Regions from separate parts of the Homo sapiens genome. Here region 1 is linked to region 2. A link is a loop called in an ENCODE intact Hi-C map of the cell type or tissue named here. Cell type or tissue: K562. All regions are shown on one strand. Each heading gives the region's core, and the rest is flanking DNA. Links, peaks and the distances in the headings are about the cores only.

The links. Hi-C counts contacts between places; a loop is a spot of excess contacts. Peaks named below come from ENCODE experiments on the same cell type or tissue, not always from the same donor. Only the 100,000 strongest peaks of a DNase experiment are listed, where the experiment ranks them.
Region 1: it touches region 2 in a loop (10-fold over the local background); 22 of 110 quality-filtered maps call a loop at or near these places.

Annotation. Positions count from the first base shown.
Region 1 is chr5:140,569,975-140,579,477 of GRCh38, forward strand. LOC112267855 reads right to left here. Exons shown (of 9, transcript XM_024446282.2): 9 at 4,771-5,602. The coding sequence ends at 5,428. Among named protein-coding and RNA genes, the nearest start is that of SLC35A4, 9.9 kb to the left of the region's middle. RefSeq lists enhancers at 1-261, 262-761. In K562, for the core only: a CTCF peak has its summit at 5,602 (motif pointing right); a DNase peak (open chromatin) is centred at 5,607.
Region 2 is chr5:140,707,126-140,716,628 of GRCh38, forward strand. It overlaps LOC105378198 (a long non-coding RNA gene), which reads left to right and starts at 4,151. Exons shown (of 4, transcript XR_001742904.2): 1 at 4,151-4,417. It also overlaps VTRNA1-1. RefSeq lists enhancers at 3,414-4,613, 3,755-3,804. In K562, for the core only: CTCF peaks have their summits at 3,624 and 5,578 (motif pointing left); DNase peaks (open chromatin) are centred at 3,638, 4,026, 4,226 and 5,604; H3K4me3 peaks cover 2,335 bases.

The DNA of each region.
Region 1 (9,503 bases), core at 1,030-9,029, 140 kb before region 2:
GACAAGAAACTTCCTCTAAAGGGTTCCTGTTAAGGTTTCTCCCCAGGACAGGTCCAGCATGACTACCCCCAGCCTAGTCTGCACCCTGCTGAAGCTGCTGGTTCTCAGCTTGGAGCTCCTGATTCTGTGTGGCCAGGTTGATGGTTTCTTCCAGGGTGCCCGCCAGCAGGCTGCAGTGATGATGCTCTGTGGTCATGGCCCCCTCCTCCCACTGGCCCTGCCAGGCTCAGAATACCTGTGCCCAGATTCAGAGATGCCTGTCACTCAGCCAGCCTTGGAGCCAGCTCAAGGCCTACCCTCCATCCCCACTGATGGGCAGCACATGGTGTGTCTGAGCTCGGGTGGCCTGCACATGCAGGTCATAGAGGGCTGCCAGGTCCTGCTCTGCTGTGTTCCGCTCTTCCTGAAGGGCCTCCAGCTGGAATCTCAGCACCATCTGTTCCTGCTGCCATCTCTGCCTCTCCTCGCAGGCCTTCAGTGATAACACATACTCTTTGGAGTGCCACCTGTGTGCCAGGCTCTGTGCTAAATACTTCAGGTGTATTATTTTATCCAATAACAACCATATGTGGCATTGCCATCTTACAGATTTGGCAACAGTGGATCAAAGAAGTGACCTAACTTGCCCAAATTCTCATGGCTAGTAAAGGTCAGAGCTGACATGGCACATGCCTTTCAATGGTTTGCAGCTCTCCTTGGGGTAAAGTCCAAAGCCAGAGCTGTGGCACACACTTGTCTCTTTAGCCTTGCTTCTGACTACGCACCTGTTCAGCTCCAGCCAGACTGGAGAATTTGCAGTTCCCAGACCCACTTTGCCATTGCTTCCCTCTGAACTTTTGCTTATACTGTTTTGTCTTCTCTAAGAACATGTCCCCACTCCACCCACCCCCCATCAGTTACTGATGAGCAGTAACTGCCCTTGTTAAGCTCAGTGTCCAGTGAATTCCCCTGGCTGATCTCTGCCTGTCCTTTGAGGCTCAACTTAGATTCCATCTCCTCTGATCCACTCCAGCCTGGGTCAGATATGCCTTTTTGGTCCCACACAACCCTAGATCCCCCATCCCATCACTTAGCACTGAGAATTGCCTCATCTATCCCTGACAAGGCTGTGAGGGCCATGAGAGAGGGTATGAACTGGTCGGTTGTGATTGATGATGGATCCTAGCCCCTAGCACAGTGCCTGGACCAATTAGAGCCTCAAGTCCCCTATTTGACCCTCCTTACCTCCTCTTCAGCCACCAGGCCTTTGACCTGGTCATCTGCCACCTCCTCCTTCTGTTCCAAATGCTTCAGCTTCTCTCGAATCCAAATTTGGTGCTGCTCCCTCAGTCTCTGCCTCTGGGCCTGGGCCAAGAAGAGCGGCCGGGCCACATCTGGTATCTGCTGGGCTTGGTCAGAAGTTCATGTGTGTGCACGGATTTAGGACCAGAGCCCAACTTTTCCAATAGAACCTCATCACCAGGGCTGCTCCCAGAACAACATCCAGGACCTAACTAGCCTGGAAGAGCTTGTAGCCTGGGCAGAGACTCAGGAGGCCATGGTGGGGAGAGGAAGGTAGTGGCTCTGCCAGGAGGTGCCATAGTGCCTCTAAGGATCCTATACCCTTAATCCAATAAGTAGGAAAACAGTCCCTCCCCATGGCCTTGCCTTAGGGGTCTAGTCACCTTCAGGTCCTTTATTTGTCAAAAACTTCATATTTCTCCCTGATATTGGGGCAGGGTAAGCAGGGGCACATTAGCTGGGCTCTGCAGCTCTTCACTCCCCCTACAGCTTCTAGTCGTTCCTGGGGTACATGAGGTATTACCTATTCCTTAGGGTGCCTGAGAGGATTCTTTTGGTGGAGCCACGCCTTAGAGTTGCCATTCTTCCTGCCACTAGAGGAAAATGTAATTAATCACACCAAAGGCAGGGAAGACGTCCCACTCCCAGCTCATCCCCAAGTCCCAGACCCACCTTGGGGCTCTCCCTCGAGGCATGGGCTCTGGTTTACTGGTGACTCTATCACCTGCTGAGAAGATATTAGAAGTGATCGTTCCACACCTTTCCTCCCAGTACAGTGTAGGTTAAGATCAGGGCTTGGAAATCAGACAGATCAGGGTCCCAGCCCCTCCTCTTCTTAGCTGAATGACCTCGAGCAGGTGACTGGCCTAGTCTCCATGTGCTTCTCTATCAAATCGAGCTGATAAAAGTTGTGGAGAGAATGAAATGAAGTACTGCACCGAAAGCACTGGGCAGTAAGGCACTTGCTCAATAAATAGGAGCTACCATGCCTGATTCCCAAGCCCCAAGGCTGTAAAAACAAGTTCTAAGCAACTATGAAAAAAGAAGAGAAAGGCCAGGAGAGGCTGGACAGGGACAGGGTTTCAACCACCCTGTGATAAATCATGGAAGACCAGAAAGGCCATGCAGCCTAAGGAGATGAAAGAGCACTAGATTAGGAGTCTAAGGACTTGAGTGTGATTATACTTCTGCTGCTCCTGATTATGCCTGTGACCCCAGGCTCACAGGTCTCACATCTTTTATTTTTCTTTTTCTTTTTTATGACAGAGTCTCGCTGTGTCACCCAGGCTGGAGTGCAGTGGTGCAATCTCAGCTCACTTCAACCTGCGCCTCCTGGGTTCAAGTGACTCTCCCACCTCAGCCTCCTGAGTAGCTGGGACTACAGACATGCGCCACCATGCCTGGCTAATTTTTGTATTTTTTAGTAGGGACGGGGTTTCACCATGTTGGCCAGGCTGGTCTCGAACTCCTGGCCTCAGGTGATCTGCCCATCTCAGCCTCCCCAAGTGTTGGGATTACAGGCGTGAGCCACTGCGCCCAGCCCTCTCACATCTTTTCTTTTTTGAGATGGAGTTTCACTCTTGTTGCCCAGGCTGGAGTCCAATGGCGTGATCTCGGCTCACTGCAACCTCTGCCTCCCAGGTTCAAGTGATCCTTCTGCCTCAGCCACCCGAGTAGCTGGGACTACAAGCGTGCGCCACCACACCAGGCTAATTTTTGTATTTTTAGTAGAGATGGGGTTTCTCCATGTTGGCCAGGCTGGTCTCAAACTCCTGACCTCAGGTGATCCGCCCACCTCGGCCTCCCAAAGTGCTGGGATTACAGGCATGAGCCACCGCGCTCAGCCTCACATCTTTTCTTTAAGCCTCAGTTTGCTCACCTGAAAAGGGCACAGTGCTCTTTCCTGCTTAAAATACTTCTGTGGCTCACCTGTGACCTTTAAGACAAAGTCCAAACACCTCTGTTTTGCAAAGCCCTGTGTGACCTGGCCCCTGCTGTCCTCTCCAATACTTCTCTCCTGACTCTTCCTCAAGTTCTGTTCTTCAATAAATTGAGCTACTTGCACTCCCTCAAGGGGACCAAGCACTTTCTTGCCTCTGAGTCTTTGCCTGTCATTCTCTCTGCCTTCAGGTTCTTCACTCATCTTTGTTGACCTCCTTCAGGAATCACTTCCTCCATGAAGTCTTCCATCCCTCTCTTGCCAAGGCTAACTTAGATGCCCCACAGAATTCTGTGTTTATAAGCCTTTCAGAGCACCGATTATGGTGGTGCAATTGTTTCCTCCCAGGAGATTATAAACTCCATGAGGGCAGGGAATTCCCAGGGCCTATGTGGCACTGGGCCCAGCATACAGTGGGTGGTCAATAAGTGTTTGGGAATCAATAAGTCAATGAATGAATGGAGGTCTTCCTCAAAGTGCTTTGGAAAGAGGACAAGAAGGCAGACTGCTCCTTGGAGCATCTGGCTTCTTGGGTGCTGGCTCCACGCTTTTACCACCTATGGAGAAAGGGTTCAAGGTGGGTACTGGCCATGGCTAGCCCAGGTGCCCTCAGGCTTCACCTTGCTCACCTCTAGCTCCCGCAGTGCCCTTCCCAGCTGGCTTAGCCCACTGTCCGTCAGGGTGTCCTCAAGGAGGCCTAAACGCAGGGGCCTCAGGCCAGCCCGGCGGGCCCGAGCCTCTTCTACTGCATCCCACAGGGTGGGCCTCACCTGTTTCACCTGCATCCTCCTTCCTGAGGCCCCCAACAGAGCAGCCTGGAGCAAACTGAGGGAGCTACCTAGTAAAGGGACACTCCAAGTGAATTACTCCTTCCTGTGGACTCCAAAGCACGCTGCTTGTGATACTTTTACTTTTTATTAGTAGTACTATTCATAAAAATATCTAACTCCCACTAGACTTTTACATATGCTTGATGGCACTTCACTAAGGCTGTTCATGGATTGCCTCTTTTTATCCACACAACACTCCAATCAGGCAGAAGCTCTAATCTATCCTGCCTCCCCCGACATTTTCCAGATGAGGCAATAGAAGCTCAAAGAGGTCAAGCAACTTCTTGGCAAGTGGCAGAGCCTAAACTCAAGCCCATGCCCTTCAACATGATACCAAACTGGCCTGAAGATAAACACGTCTGGCCCTCACTGCTTTATCCTTGTGGGTGTGAACTGCTGTAACCTATCTTCCTCATTCCAAGGGACCTCCCACAGCGGAGGTCTGGGAACTTGCTAGCCAAATGAATGTGGGTTTGTTGATTTTGGAGATGAGGGCCAGACATTTTTTTACTCTTTTATTATGGAAAATTTCAAACATATACAAAGTATAGGAAATCCTGTCTACCTGTCACCTAGCTTTGACAGTTATCAACTCATGCCATTTCTGTTTGATCAATACCCCCACCTCGACCTCCCCCAAATCCCTGACATCATAACATTTCAGAGGCTTGATTTTTTTTTCTTTTTTTCCACCAGCATCTACATTAAGGACACAGAGGCTTTGTTTTTTTATTTTTTATTTTTTTGAGATGGAGTCTCACTCTGTCGCCCAGGCTAGAGGGCAGTAGCACGATCTTGGCTCACTGCAACCTCTGCCTCCCAGGTTCAAGCAGTTCTCATGCCTCAGCCTCCCAAGTAGCTGGGACTACAGGCACCTGCCACCATGCCCAGCTAATTTTTGTATTTTTAGTAGAGATGGAGTTTCACCATGTTGGCCAGGCTAGTCCTGAACTCCTGACCTCAGGTGATCTGCCCACCTCAGCCTCCCAAAATGCTGGGATTGCAGGCATGAGCCACCACACCCAGCTGAGGCTTGATTTTTAATGGGTGTATGAAAATAGGAGACTCCCTTCTCTTCTCTTATCCTCTCTATTCTCATCTATAAATTAGGCCTGCCTCTCTTTCCTTATTTGTAAATTATATCTGCCTCATGGGGTTGTGGTAAGAATCAAAGGCATTTGTGCAAAAATGCTTGGTAAGTGGTTTAAGGTCTCTGAAGGGTGAGGGGTTACTTTCACTATTGACCTTACTTTGCCTCTCCAGTCTCTGTCAGCCTAGGCACTCTGGGGCCCTCTTGGAGGGTCAGACGCTCTCTCTGGGCTGAGGTTGGGGCTGAGGCCGGTTGCGTGATGGGTGAGGCAGGCCTAAGGACAGATCTCAGAGCTTCCCAAAGAACTCCACACTCTCCCCCTGGCCACCTTGGGGGTCCAGGCGAAGAAGTAGGCCACTGTAGTTGTTTCCTTCCAAGAGCCATGAGACAATCCAGGGCAAAGAGCCCTCCGCCTCCTCACCAACAACTTCACCAGCCAACACCCGCAGCAGGGGGCAGTCTCTGCAAGAGGGAGAGGAAGAAAGGCGACGTCCACTGGTGGATGGGGAAAGAAACTGGACAGAGTTACACTCTGATGGAAAGGGCAACTATTTCCAGAAACTTTTGTGTATCACCAGACAGATTTGAAACATTGTACAGATCTTTATTTTATTACTATTATTTTTTAAATTACAAAAGTAATACATTCTCCATGGGCATGGTGGCTCACACCTGTAATCCCAGCACTTTGGGAGGACGAGGCTGGCGAATCACTTGAGGTCAGGAGTTCGAGACCAGCCTGGCTGATATGGTGAAACCCCATCTCTATTAAAAATACAAAAATTAGTCAGGTGTAGTAGCACACGCCTGTAATCCCAGCTACTAGGGAGGCTGAGGCAGGAGAATTGCTTGAACCCAGAGAGTGGAGGTTTCAGTGAGCCAAGATCACACCACTGCCTTCCAGCCTGGGCAACAAAGTGAGAGTGTGTCTCAAAAAAAAAAAATTTTTTTTTAAAAGAAGTAATAGATTCTCATGGTAAAAAATTTAAATTGTGTACCTGACAAGTGACTTGTACCCAGAATATATAAAGAGCTCTTACAACTCAATAATAAAAAGACAACCCAATTTTAAAATGGGCAAAAGAAGATGACATCAGTGAAAATGGCAGAGTAGGGAACTCCAAGAGTCCGTTCATCCCCAGAAACACCTAGCAAAAACAGCCAGAAACAACCTTATTTTAACTCTGAAAGATAGAGGTTTACAGCAACCAATGCTTAACCAGGAGAAAGGCAACTTAAATATGGTAAGAGATCTCTGTGGTGTTTTAACTTACCCTAGCTCCAACCCCTCCCCAGCACAGGGCTAATCTTGAAGACAGCAGCCCAAATTTCTGGTGGGGGTTCCTGGTTAGGGAGGGAGCAGAGAAGATCTTGATCCCAATGAATTGTGTTTATCTTTTTTGACTGTCTGGAATTTCCCTTGAAGAACTGATGAAAGGGAATTCTCTTTGCTTCACGAATCTCAGAACTCTCTCAAGGCAGAGCAGCTACACAGAGGATGTTCCCTGAAAACTGCTAAAGAACAAAAGAACAAGGAACTGCTGCCTGAAGCAAAAATAACAGTTGAGGCAAACAACTGATACCCTGAAAGACTGGGAAAAGTTTGGAAGTGATATTTTTGGGAGAATAAGGGCTTCAAAAAGTTCCCATGTGTACTAGAGAGAGCAGAAAGCACACCCAGGGTAGGACTCATGTGCAGAAAAGGCCCAATAAGACAATAAGCTTTCATCTCTGTCTGGTCTTTGGGCTCAGCACAAGCAGGAAGTGAAGGCTAAAACAGAGCTGTAAATTGCCTGGCTAAGCTTAGGAGTGACTCCACACAGAGCCAATCTGCAAAGACCTAGAAAATTCTTTCTTTTTCTTTTTTCCTTCCTTCCTTCCTTTGTTTTCTTTTTCGTATTCTTCTTTATTCTTTTTGTTTCTTTTTTTATTTGTTTCTTTCTTCTTCCTTTTTAAAAAACAAAACAAAACTTTTTTTTTAGTCGCAGGCATTTAAGGAATTCTATGTTAGGTCACTGGCTGACTACTAAAATAACAAAATGAAGCCTTCAGTGAATACAAAGAATACAGTCTTCAAAAAAAAAAAAAACCCACAAAGATAAAGAGAGAATCTTGAAAACAGCAAGAGAGAAGCAGCTTATTATGTGCAATGGATCTTCAATAAGACTAAAAACAGACTTATCCCCAGAAACCATGGGATAACTTAAAGTTGGCCCTTTATATCCATAGGCTCTGCATCTGTGGATTCAAGCAAGCATGAATCAGAAATATTTGGGAGAAAAATGGTTTTGTCTGTACTGAGCATGTACAGACTTTTTATTGTCATGATTCCCTAAACAATACAGTATAACAATTTACATAACATTTACATTGTATTAGGAATTATAAGTAATCTAGAGATGATTTAAAGTATGTGGGAGGATGTACATAGGTTATATGTGCAAATACTATAACATTTTATTTTTTATTTTTATTAGTTTTGTGTGTGTGTGTTGTTGTTGTTGTTTTCCTTTATAGATAGAGTCTCGCTCCATCACCCAGGCTGGAGTGCAGTGGCATGATCTCAGCTCACTGCAACCTCCACCTCCAGGGTTCAAGCAATTTTCCTGCCTTGGCCTCCCCAGTAGCTGGGATTACAGGTGCCCGCCACCACACCCAGCTTATTTTTATATTTTTAGTAGATAACGGGGTTTCACCATGTTGGCCAAGCTGGTCTCGAACTCCTGACCTCAGGTGATCCACCCGCTTTGGCCTCCCAAAGTGCTGGGATTACAGGCGTGAGCCACTGTGCCAGGCTAATTTTCGTACTTTTAGTAGAGACGGGGTTTCACCATGTTGGCCAGGCTGGTCTCAAATTCCTGACTCCAAGTGATCCACCCTCATTGGCCTCCCAAAGTGCTGGGATTACAGGTGTTAGCCACCACGCCCAGCTATTTGTATTAGTATTTTTTTTAGACAAGGTCTTGCTCTGTTACCCAGGCTGGAGTGCAGTGGTGTGATCATGGCTCACTGAAGCCTTGACCTCCTGGACTGAAGCTATCGCTTCAGCCCCTCAAGTAGCTATTATTATTATTTTTTGCAGTCTTTTTTAATTTTTATTTTTTTGTAGTGATAAGATCTCACTATGTTGCCCAGCCTGGTCTCAAACTCCTGGGCTCAAGCAATCCTTCTGCTTTGGCCTCCCAAAGGCTGGAATTATAGGCATGAGCCACTGTGCCTGGCCCACATCATTTTATATAAGACACTTGAATATCTGTGAATGTCGATATCTGCAGGGGGGTCCTGGAACCAATCCCCAAAAAGATACAAAGAGACAATGGTATTTAAAGTGCTTTAAAAAATCCTGCCAATCAAGAATTATATATCTGGCAAAACTATCCTTCAAAAATGAAGGCAAAATTATGACACTCCCAGATCAATCAAAGCTGAAGTAATTCATTGTTAGTAGACTTGCCTTACCAAAAATGCTAAAGGGAGTCCATCAGCCTGAAATGAAAGGACACTAGACAGTAACTTGAAGCCATATAAAGAAATAAGGAACAATAATAAGGTTCCTACATGTGTAAATATAAAAGCCCATAATATTGCATTTTTGGTTTGTAACTCCTCTTTTTTGCCTATATGATTTAAAAAACAAATGCATAAAACAATAATTGTAAACCTATGATAATGGGCACACAATATATACAGATATAATTTGTGACATTAGCAACATAATGGGAAAATATGCAGATGTATGGGGTAAAATCTTTATAGATATTGAAGCTAAATTGGAATTAATTCAAGCTGGATTGCTATGTGGTTTTTGTTTTGTCTTTTTTTGTTTGTTTGTTTGTTTGTTTGTTTTTAGATGAGGTCTCACTATGTTGCCCAGGCTGGTTTCAAACTCCTGGGTTCAAAAGATCCTTCTGCCTCAGCCTCCTGATTAGCTGGGATTACAGGTGCATACCCTTGTGCCTGGTGAGACTGTTTTAAATTTAAGATATTAGCCGGGCGAGGTGGCTCACGACTGTAATCCCAGCACTTTGGGAGGCTGAGGCAGGCAGATCACGAGGTCAAGAGATCAAGACTATCCTGGCCAACATGGTGAAACCCCATCTCTACTAAAAAATACAAAAATTAGCTGCGCTTGTAGTCCCAGCTACTCTGGAGGCTGAGGCAGGAGAATAGCTTGAACCCAGGAGGCGGAGGTTGCAGTGAGCTGAGATCACACCACTGCGCTGCAGCCTGGAGATAGAGCGAAACTCTGTCTCAAAATAAATAAATAAATAAATAAATAAATTAATTAATTAAAATACATTTAAGATATTAATTGTAATCTCCAAGATGGCCACAAGGAAAATAAGTGGGGTTTTTTTGTTTT
Region 2 (9,503 bases), core at 1,039-9,038:
CCAAAGTGCTGGGATTACAGGCGTGAGCCACTGCACCTGGCCCTTAGTGTTTTTCTTACTGTCTGCTAGACACAGAATTACTTAATTTTGGCACTGTTGAGATTTTGGGCCAGATTATCATTTGTTGTAGAAACCAATGCTGGCATTGTAGGATGTTTATTATTTTGATTTTGATTTAGGATTAACTTCATCCCTGGACTCTACCTGCTAGATGCCAGTAGCACCCTCTTCCACAATTGTGACAACTAAAAATGTCTATGCCTCTGAGAAAGGCAAAATCCCTCCCTACCCACATTGAAGACCACTAAGAAGAAGCTAGCTGTCTTCCCTACCTTGGTCTGATTTGAGAATTAGATGGCACAGACTGGCAAACTCAAAACAGAAACTCACAAAACTTTGATATCCACTGGATCAAGTACTATGCCAAGTCAAGGGGATGCAGAAGAAAAAAATAGCCATACATACACGAAGAACTACAGTCACATTAACTTCAAGCAGATGAAGCCTGTAACTTGCTGGTTCTATACCCTGAAAAAATGGACCTGTAAATGAATCTGTTTGGGTTAACAAGGCTGCCACCATATAGCTGGTTTTCATTCTCTGCCCCATCAAGCTCCTCAACTTTCTGTATTATCTGAACCACAAAGCACCATACACCTCCCTTTGGACTTTTGTACAAAATTCCCTTACTGTAAGACATGCCCTTTGTCTAATTTCTGATGCTGAATCTTGCCACTGGGAACACTGAATGTATCTTCACCTATGGGCTGAAGGCCTGGCTCAGTTTTAGATACAGTAAGTACTGGGCAACTGGGGGCAGATTGGTGCGTGCTTTCCTTGGCAGGATTATGTGCACTTCAGGTCCCTTGGGTGACAGTCTTCTTGTTGACTAGGTATTTTGTTACCCCTTTCAAGGCAGGCTGGAGGTTTGTGAGTTCCTTCCATGGTTCAGTTTTTTTTTTTTTTTTTTTTTTTTTTTGAGAGTGTCACTGTCACTCAGGTTAGAGTACGGTGGCACGATCTCAGCTCACTGCAACCTCCACCTCCCAGGTTCAAGTGATTCTCCTGCCTCAGCGTCCTGAATAGCTGGGATTACAGGTGGCCGCCACTATCCCCAGCTAATTTTTTTGTATTTTTAGAAGAGATGGCGTTTCACCGTGTTGGCCAGCTGGTCTTGAACTCCTGACCTCAAGTGATAGCCCTCCTCGGCCTCCCCAAGTGCTAGGATTACAGGCATGAGCCACCACCCCTGGCTTCATTCTTCAGGAAACCATCTAGTTCAATTTAGCTTCAAAGAATGTCTTTCCCTTTTTGGTACAGTGGGATCTTACCTCTGGTTGCATCTAAAAAGCAATTCTGAATTTAAGAATCTTTAAACTCTTGGGACTGGTTAAGTGGTTTGAGTCTCAAAGGGACCTAAGTCATGGAGTGTCTGGAGGTGCTCAGGGTGGCATCTTGGAAAAGTAAATGGAATGGAAATTCAAGAGCCCACAGCAATCCCAGATAACTCAGAAATCTCAAAGAGAAGCTGCTTTCAGGTCTTTTTTGAGACAGTCGCTCTGTTGCCCAGGCTGAAGTGCAGTGGCGCTATCTCGGCTCACTGCAAGCTCCACCTTCCTGGTTCATGCCATTCTGCTGCCTCAGCCTCCCGAGTAGCTGGGATTACAGGCGCCTGCCACCACGCCCGGCTATTTTTTTTTTTTATTGTATTTTTAGTAGAGAGGGGGTTTCACATGTTAGCCAGGATGGTCTTGATCATCTGACCTCATGATCCGCCCGCCTCAGCCTCCCAAACTGCTGGGATTACAGGCGTTAGCCACCGCGCCCAGCCTCTTTCAGGTCTTACTAAAACCAATAGAAATGTTTGCATTCTGGTTGAGTAATATCCACTTGACCAGTGCTTAGGTGAACATGCTGTAGGTACTGGTATTATCTTCTGGGGCAACGCATCAAAGTCCCAGATGTCATGGAATGTACATTCTGCTGGAATTGCCCTTCAGAGTACCTGGGGAACAAAAGATGATCCTTATTATTAAAGATGATCCTGTGGCTTCAGGCACCCTCAAGGCCTCTTGCATTTCCCCCATAACTTTCTCCAAATATGTGTGCAGATTCTTTAATCCAGCATATATTCTAACAACATACTTGTGTATGTGTACATATATGTACCAAGATGTGTATTACTGCAGCTTTATCTTAGTGAAACTTAAAACTAGTACATTTATACTTGAATATAATGCAGCTGTTACAATACAAGTGAATTAGATTTATACGCAGTGATCAGAAGGATCTCCAAGACATGCTGTTAGGTAAACAATATCCAACAACTGGATTCCCAGCAAGCCAAGAAAAATTACGTTTTGTGTACAGTTAAATAAACAGATTGAGGAAAAGGACTGGAAGGATACACATTGAAATATAAACAGTGGTTAATTGGAGAAAAGTAGGAATTTAGGGAAGAAAGGTTAGCTGTTTACAGTATACATAAAAGGAATAGATGTTCCTGCAGTATTAAAAATGGAAATAATTTTTAGGCCAGGCATGGAGGCTCACACGGGTAATCCTAGCACTTTGGGTGGCCAAGGCGGAAGGATCTCTTGAGGGCAGTTACAGGTCAACTGAGCAGCATAGCAAGATCCTGTCTACAGAAAATAAAAAATAAAAAAGGCCCGGCTCGGTGGCTCACACCTGTAATCCCCGCCCTTTGAGAGGCTGAGGGCAGCGGATCACTTGAGGTCAGGAGTTCGCGACCAGCCTGGCCAACTTGGTGAAAGCTCTTCTCTACTAAAAAATATAAAAAGTAGCTGGGTGTGGTGGCGCATGCCTGTAGTCCCAGCTACTTGGGAGGCTGAGACACGAGAATCGCCTGAACCCGGGAGGTGGAGGCTGCAGTGAGCGGAGGTAGTGCCACTGCAATCCAGCCTGGGCAACAGAGTGGAGACTCCGTCTCAAAAAAGAAAAAGAAAAAGGAAAAAAAATTTGGCCAGGTGCGGTGGCTCACGCCTGTAATCCCAATACTTTGGGAGACTGAGGCAGGTGGGTCATGAGGTCAAGAGACCGAGAGTATCCTGGCCAACATGGTGAAACCCCATCTCTACTAAACATACAAAAATTAGCTGGGCGTGGTGGCGTGCGCCTGTAGTACCAGCTACTCGGGAGGCTGAAGCAGGAAAATCGCTTGAACCCGGGAGGCGGAGGTTGCAGTGAGCCGAGATCCTGCCGCTGCTCTCCAGCCTGGCGACAGAGCAAGACTCCGTCTCAAAAAAAAAAAGAGGAAAGAAAAGAAAAAAAAAGCCAGAAAAAAAAGCTCACGCCTGTAATCCTAGCACTTTGGGAGGCCGAGGCGGGCGCGTCACTTGAGGTCAGGAGTTTGAGACCAGCCTGGCCAGCATGGTGAAACCCTGTCTCTATTAAAAATACAAAAATTAGCCAGAAATCGCTGGAACCCGGGAAGCGGAGGTTGCAGTGAGCCGAGATCGTGCCACTGCACTCCAGCCTGGGCAACAGAGCGACTCCGTCTCAAAAAAAAAATTAGTTGGGCATAGTGGCCTGTGCCTGTAGTCCTAGCTACTCGCGAGGCTAAGAGGGGCGTATTGGTTGAGCCTAGATGGAGCCAGTGCACTGCGGCCTGGGTGACAGAGGGAGATTCTGTTTCTAAAAAAATTAAAAAGAGTAACAGGAAGTTTCACTGGGCGGGGGTTGGAATGTTTATCTAGTTTAGCAGCGAAGTTCTAAGATAAGGTCTGAAATACAATTTACACCTTGTAAAGACTCCACTCCCCTGGCCCAAGCACTAGTTGTAAAAGTCGATTTGATCACGAAGTGACCCTGTGTGGTTGTTTTGGGAGCGCAGAGTCTGGAAGCGAAGGAGGTGGGGGCGTTTCGAGAGTTGTGGACCAGGTGACTGCTGAGAAGGAGACAGTAAACCGGGGACACACCTGCGGAAGAGCTCTTCAGGGATTAGGAAAGGCTACGTCCTTGTCACTGCTGTGTGTCCCCAGATGGACAACTCCTCAATTGTCTGGAGGTCGGGGGCGTGTTGGACAGTCCTGGTCGCTGAGTCATGCTGAAGCACTCTCTTTTTGACTCACTCTTTGTGACGTAGGTCTTTCTCACCAGTCAATAAAATATAATCCGAAAGCAACCTCCGGGCTGGCTTTAGCTCAGCGGTTACTTCGACAGTTCTTTAATTGAAACAAGCAACCTGTCTGGGTTGTTCGAGACCCGCGGGCGCTCTCCAGTCCTTTTACCTCTCTGGGCGGTTCGAGACCCGCGGGAGCTCTCCAGTCCTTTTCACTGCTGAAGTTCAGCTCCCTTTCCATGGTAAAAGGAATCAGGGCTCCTCGGAGAAATGGCTGATTTTAGTACTGGGCAGGAAATATAGAAATGGACGTGGAGCATCTCATAGAGCTAGAAAGTAAGGAAATGCTTAAAAACCAAGAACAACCAAACTCAACTTTTAAAGTTTTTTCAATGTTTAGTATGTTCATGTGTTTGTTCTAACAGTTGCCTGTATACTTGTATCTTCTCGCCCTTTTTTACTGAGGCCCACAGGATTTTTTTCTTTCAAATCTAATGGATGTTCTAAGATATACCTTAGACTTGATCATTCCATATAAGTTTTCCTAGGTTTCCTTTCGATATGTAGACCCAATTTTTTTTTATTATAGTTTTGAAGATTACATCGGTTCCATTATTTTATTCTTCTTCAGGGACTGCAATGTATGTTGGATCTTTGCCTCTATACCACTTTCTCTCTGATCCTTTGAATTGCTTTCTTGATTTTATTTTTATTTTATTGGCTGTTTTAATGCCTTTCCTCAATACCAGTTATTATATTTTAAGTAAAAGTTTTTCCTCTTTGGAAAAGCTTTCCTTATGATTTAGTTTTCTTTTCAGAGATTTTTTTTCTTCCATATCTCCTGCTTTTTTACAAACTGCTTATTTTGTTCTTTGTCCATTTCTGTTCTGAGTTATTTTTCTGATTCATGGCATTTTTTTCATGTTACCAAATGATTGCTTAAGGTTATCTAATTTAGGTTGAAGTACTGTGTTTCAGTTTTCTGGTTTCATGGTTAGTTTTCAAAAAAATATTGATTTTCACTTAACCTTTTTCTATATACCATGTCTGCAATTTTCTGTGCATTTTGAAATATTTTATTTTCCAGTTTCAGCAATTACAAATGAGGCAGTAGTTTGGGTGCCTTACCAGCTTTCTTACTTGAAGAGTGCCCTCTTATTTTTGTTTTCGTTTTTTTTTTTTTTTTTTTTTTTGAGACAGAGTTTCTCTCTTGTTGCCCAGGCTGGAGTGCAATGGCGCGATCTCGGCTCAGTGCAACCTCCGCATCCCCGGTTCAAGCGATTCTCCTGCCTCAGCTTCCCAAATAGCTGGGATTACAGGCATGCGCCACCATGCCCGGCTAATTCTGTATTTTTAATAGAGGCGGGGTTTCACCATGTTGGCCAGGCTGGTTTCGAACTCTTGACCTCAGGTGATCCACCCACCTCAGCCTCCCAAAGTGCTGGGATTACAGACATGAGCCACTGCGCCTGGCTGGAGTGCCCTCTTTTGTTGGTAGAACAAAATGCATTTTTCCCCCAAATAGGAAGCCCTTTTTTGGAGAGTGGAGCACAGGCTGATATCTTGTGATTTTGTGATTTTCTTTTATATCTCTGAGACTCTTAATTTTCTTTTTCTTTTTGAGACAGGGTCTGTCTCTGTCTCCCAGTCTGGGGTGCAGTGGCACCATCTTAGCTTTGCAACCTCTCCCTCCTGGGATCAAGCGATCCTCCTGCCTCAGCCTCCTCCAGAGTAGCTGGGACCACAGCTGTGCACTACCTCACCCAGCTTTGTATTTTATTTTATTTTTATTTTATTTTATTTTTGTAGAGATGGGGGTCTCGCCATGTTGCCCAGGCTGGTCTCAAATTCCTGAGATCAAGATCCGCCCACCTCGGCCTCACATAATGTTGGGTTTAGAGGAGTAAGCCACCGCACCTAGACTGGTACTGTTATTCACTGCTTGCTTCCTTTCTCTTCACCGTGAAGCCCTGAAGGGGTACCTCCCCTTCAAGTCACCTCTTTCCTCCTGCCTTTGCAACACTGCCATTACCAGTCTCAAACAATTTCACCCCCTTTTAAAATACGTCTCAGTTCTTGCATCTACCAGATCTCAGACATACTGTCAGCATGTCTCCACTCAAGATGGGACTCTCTTTTTCTGGTGGTGGTTTAGCCTTTCTGTGCCATCTTGGCATCTCTTCTAGAGCATGGCTCTGTAACTGGATCTGCTGGTTTTGGATGTATATATCTGCTTTTATATAAAATGGGGTTTATAATTTTCTCTGTCTGTAAATTATGTTGTAGCCATAGATGGTTTTATTTGTTCTCCTTAGTTTTTTTTTGTTTATAGGATGTGTGAAGAGATTCAAATTTAGGTAACTGGCATTATTCTATAGGAATCTGGGAGCCAGAACATTTGTTTTTGTTTTCCATAAAAATTTTTAATTGTGGTAAAATACACAGAACATAAAATTTGGCATATGAACCATTTTACACCTTTTTTTGGTCTTTTTTTTCCTTTTTATGGAGAATGGGGTCTCACTATATTGCCCAGGCAGATCCCAAACTCCTGGGCTCAAACTATCCACCCACCTCTGCCTCCCTAAGAGCTGGGATTACAGGTGTTAGCCACCATCCCCAGCCCATATGAACCATTTTGAAGTGTTCAGTTCAGTGGTGGTAGGTACATTCACACTATTATGCAATCGTCACCACTATCCATCTCCAGAACTCTTCATCTTTCAAAACTGAAACTCTATACCCACTAACTCTCCATCTCCCTTCATCCCTAATCCCTGGCAACTGCCATTCTGCCCTCAGTCTCTATAAATTTGACTACTCTAGGTATCTCATAGAAGTGGAATCATACAGTATTTGTCTTTTTGTGACTCATTTATTTCACTTAGCACAATGTTCTTTTTTTTTTTTTTTTTTTTAGAGGGAGTCTCATTCTGTCACCCAGGCTGGAGTGCAGTGGCATGATCTCGGCTCACGGCAACCTCCGCCTCCCAGGTTCAAGTGATTCTCCTGCCTCAGCCTCCCAAGTAGCTGGGATTACAGGCACCCACCACCACACCTGGCTAATTTTTGTATTTTTAGTAGAGATGGGGTTTCACCATGCTGACCAGGCTGGTCTCGAACTCCTGACCTCAGGTGATCTGCTCACCTCGACCTCCCAAAGTGTTGGGATTACAGGTGTGAGCCATCACGCCCGGCCAGCACAATGTTATTAAGGTTCATCCATATTGTATCATGTACCACAATTTTGTTCTTTTTTAGAAAGGATAAATAATATTCTATTGTATGTGAATACTACAGTGGAATATTATGAAAATGGAATATTTTGTTTAGCCATTGTCCGTCAATGGACATTTGGGTTGTTTTGACATTTTGGCTATTATGAACAATGCTGCTAAGAACATAAGTGTACAAATATCTGTTTTAGTTTCTGTTTTCTTTTTTTTTTTTTTTGAAACGGAGTCTTGCTCTCTCCCCCAGGCTGGAGTACATTGGTGTGATCTAGGCTCACTGCAACCTCCACCTTCTAGGTTCAAGTGATTCTCCTGCCTCAGCCTCCTGAGTAGCTGGGATTACAGGCGTGTGACACCAAGCCCAGCTAATTTTTGTATTTTTAGTAGAGACGGGGTTTTACCGTGTTGGCCAGGCTGGTCTCGAACTTCTGACCTCATGATCCACCCACCTCAGCTTCCCAAAATGCTGGAATTACAGGCATGAGCCATCGTGCCCGGCCTAGTTTCTGCTTTCAATTCTTTTGGATATATACCAGAAATGGAATTGCTGGACTATATGGTAATTCTATTTTTAGTTATTTAAGTAACTGCCATACAGTTTCCCATAGCAGCTATATCATTTTACATTTCTACCAATAGTTCAGAAGGGCTTCAATTTCTCCACATCTTTACTAACATTTATTCTGCCTCTCTCTTTCTCTGGGTGTGTGTGTGTCATTGATAGTAGCTATCCTGAAGAGTGTGAGGTTGTATCTCCCGTGGCAGCTTATTTGATTTTAATCTTTCTTAATCATTAGTGTATTTAAAACTCCAAGTTTGCCTTTACGTACTGCTTAGTTGTAGTACACAAATTCTGTCATGTAGTGTTTCATTCACTTCTAAGTATTTTTTAAGCAGAGTCTGATCTAGTAATATGTGATTTAGTTTCCAAACAAGTGGGATTTTATTTTAGCTATCATTTTTACAAATGTTAATTCCAGGATGCATTGTAGTAGGAGAACATTGTCTGAATGGGATTGGATATTTGGAATTTATTGATGCTTCCTTTATGGCCTAATGCATGGTCTATTGTTGTGTTACATGTATATTAAAAAAGAATGCCTGATTATTTTAGATCTACATATTTTTAAAATTGTTTTTTAGCTCATTCATATCCATACTATTTTCAGGTCTATGTGATCTACAGTTCTTAGAGATGCATGTTAAAACATTTCCAACTACAATTGGTGATTTATATGTTTTTTCCTATTTATTTGACATAGTTGGAGATTGTATTGTGGATGCATGTATGCTTATGATGATTATATCAATTTTCTACTGTTTACTAATTAAACATTTTAAAACTGTGAGGCATAACATACATGCAGAAAGTTTATAAGATATATATGTAGATTTAAATAAATACTTATAAAATGAATCCATATATTCACTACTATATAATCCATATAATCACCACTAAGGATAAGAAAACGTTGCCAACCGGGCGCGGTGGCTCACACCTGTAATCCAAGCACTTTGGGAGGCTGAGGCGGGCGGATCACCTGAGGTCAGGAGTTCAAGACCAGCCTGACCAACATGGAAAAACACTCTCTCTAGTAAAAATACAAAATTAGCTGTGGTGGTGGCGCATGCCAGTAATCCCACTTGGGAGGCTGAGGCAGGAGAATCGCTTGAACCCGGGAGGCAGAGGTTGCGGTGAGCCGAGATCGCGCCATTGCACTCCAGCCTGGGCAACAAGAGAGAAATTCAGTCTCAAAAACAAACAAACAAACAAACAAACAAACAAACAAAACAAAACAAAAAAACTTTGCCAACATTCCAGAAACCCTGTATCTCTCTTTTGATTTTCACAACCCCTTCACTTTTGGAATTAACCATTCACCTGATTTTTATTTTATTTATTTTATTTTATTTAGAGAAGAGGGTCTTGCTATGTTGCCCAGGCTGCAGTACAGTAGCCATTCACAGGTGTAATCATAGCGGGCAACAGCCTTGAACTCCTGGGCTCAAGTGATCCTTCTGCCTCAGACTCTCAAGTTGCTGGGACTCTAGGCATGCACCATTCTGCCCAACTCCATTTACCTGATTTTTATTGATTTATTATTATTACTGGTATTATTTTTGAGACAGAGTCTTGCTCTTTCACCCAGGCAGGAGTGCAGTGGAGGTATCTCAGCTCACTGCAACCT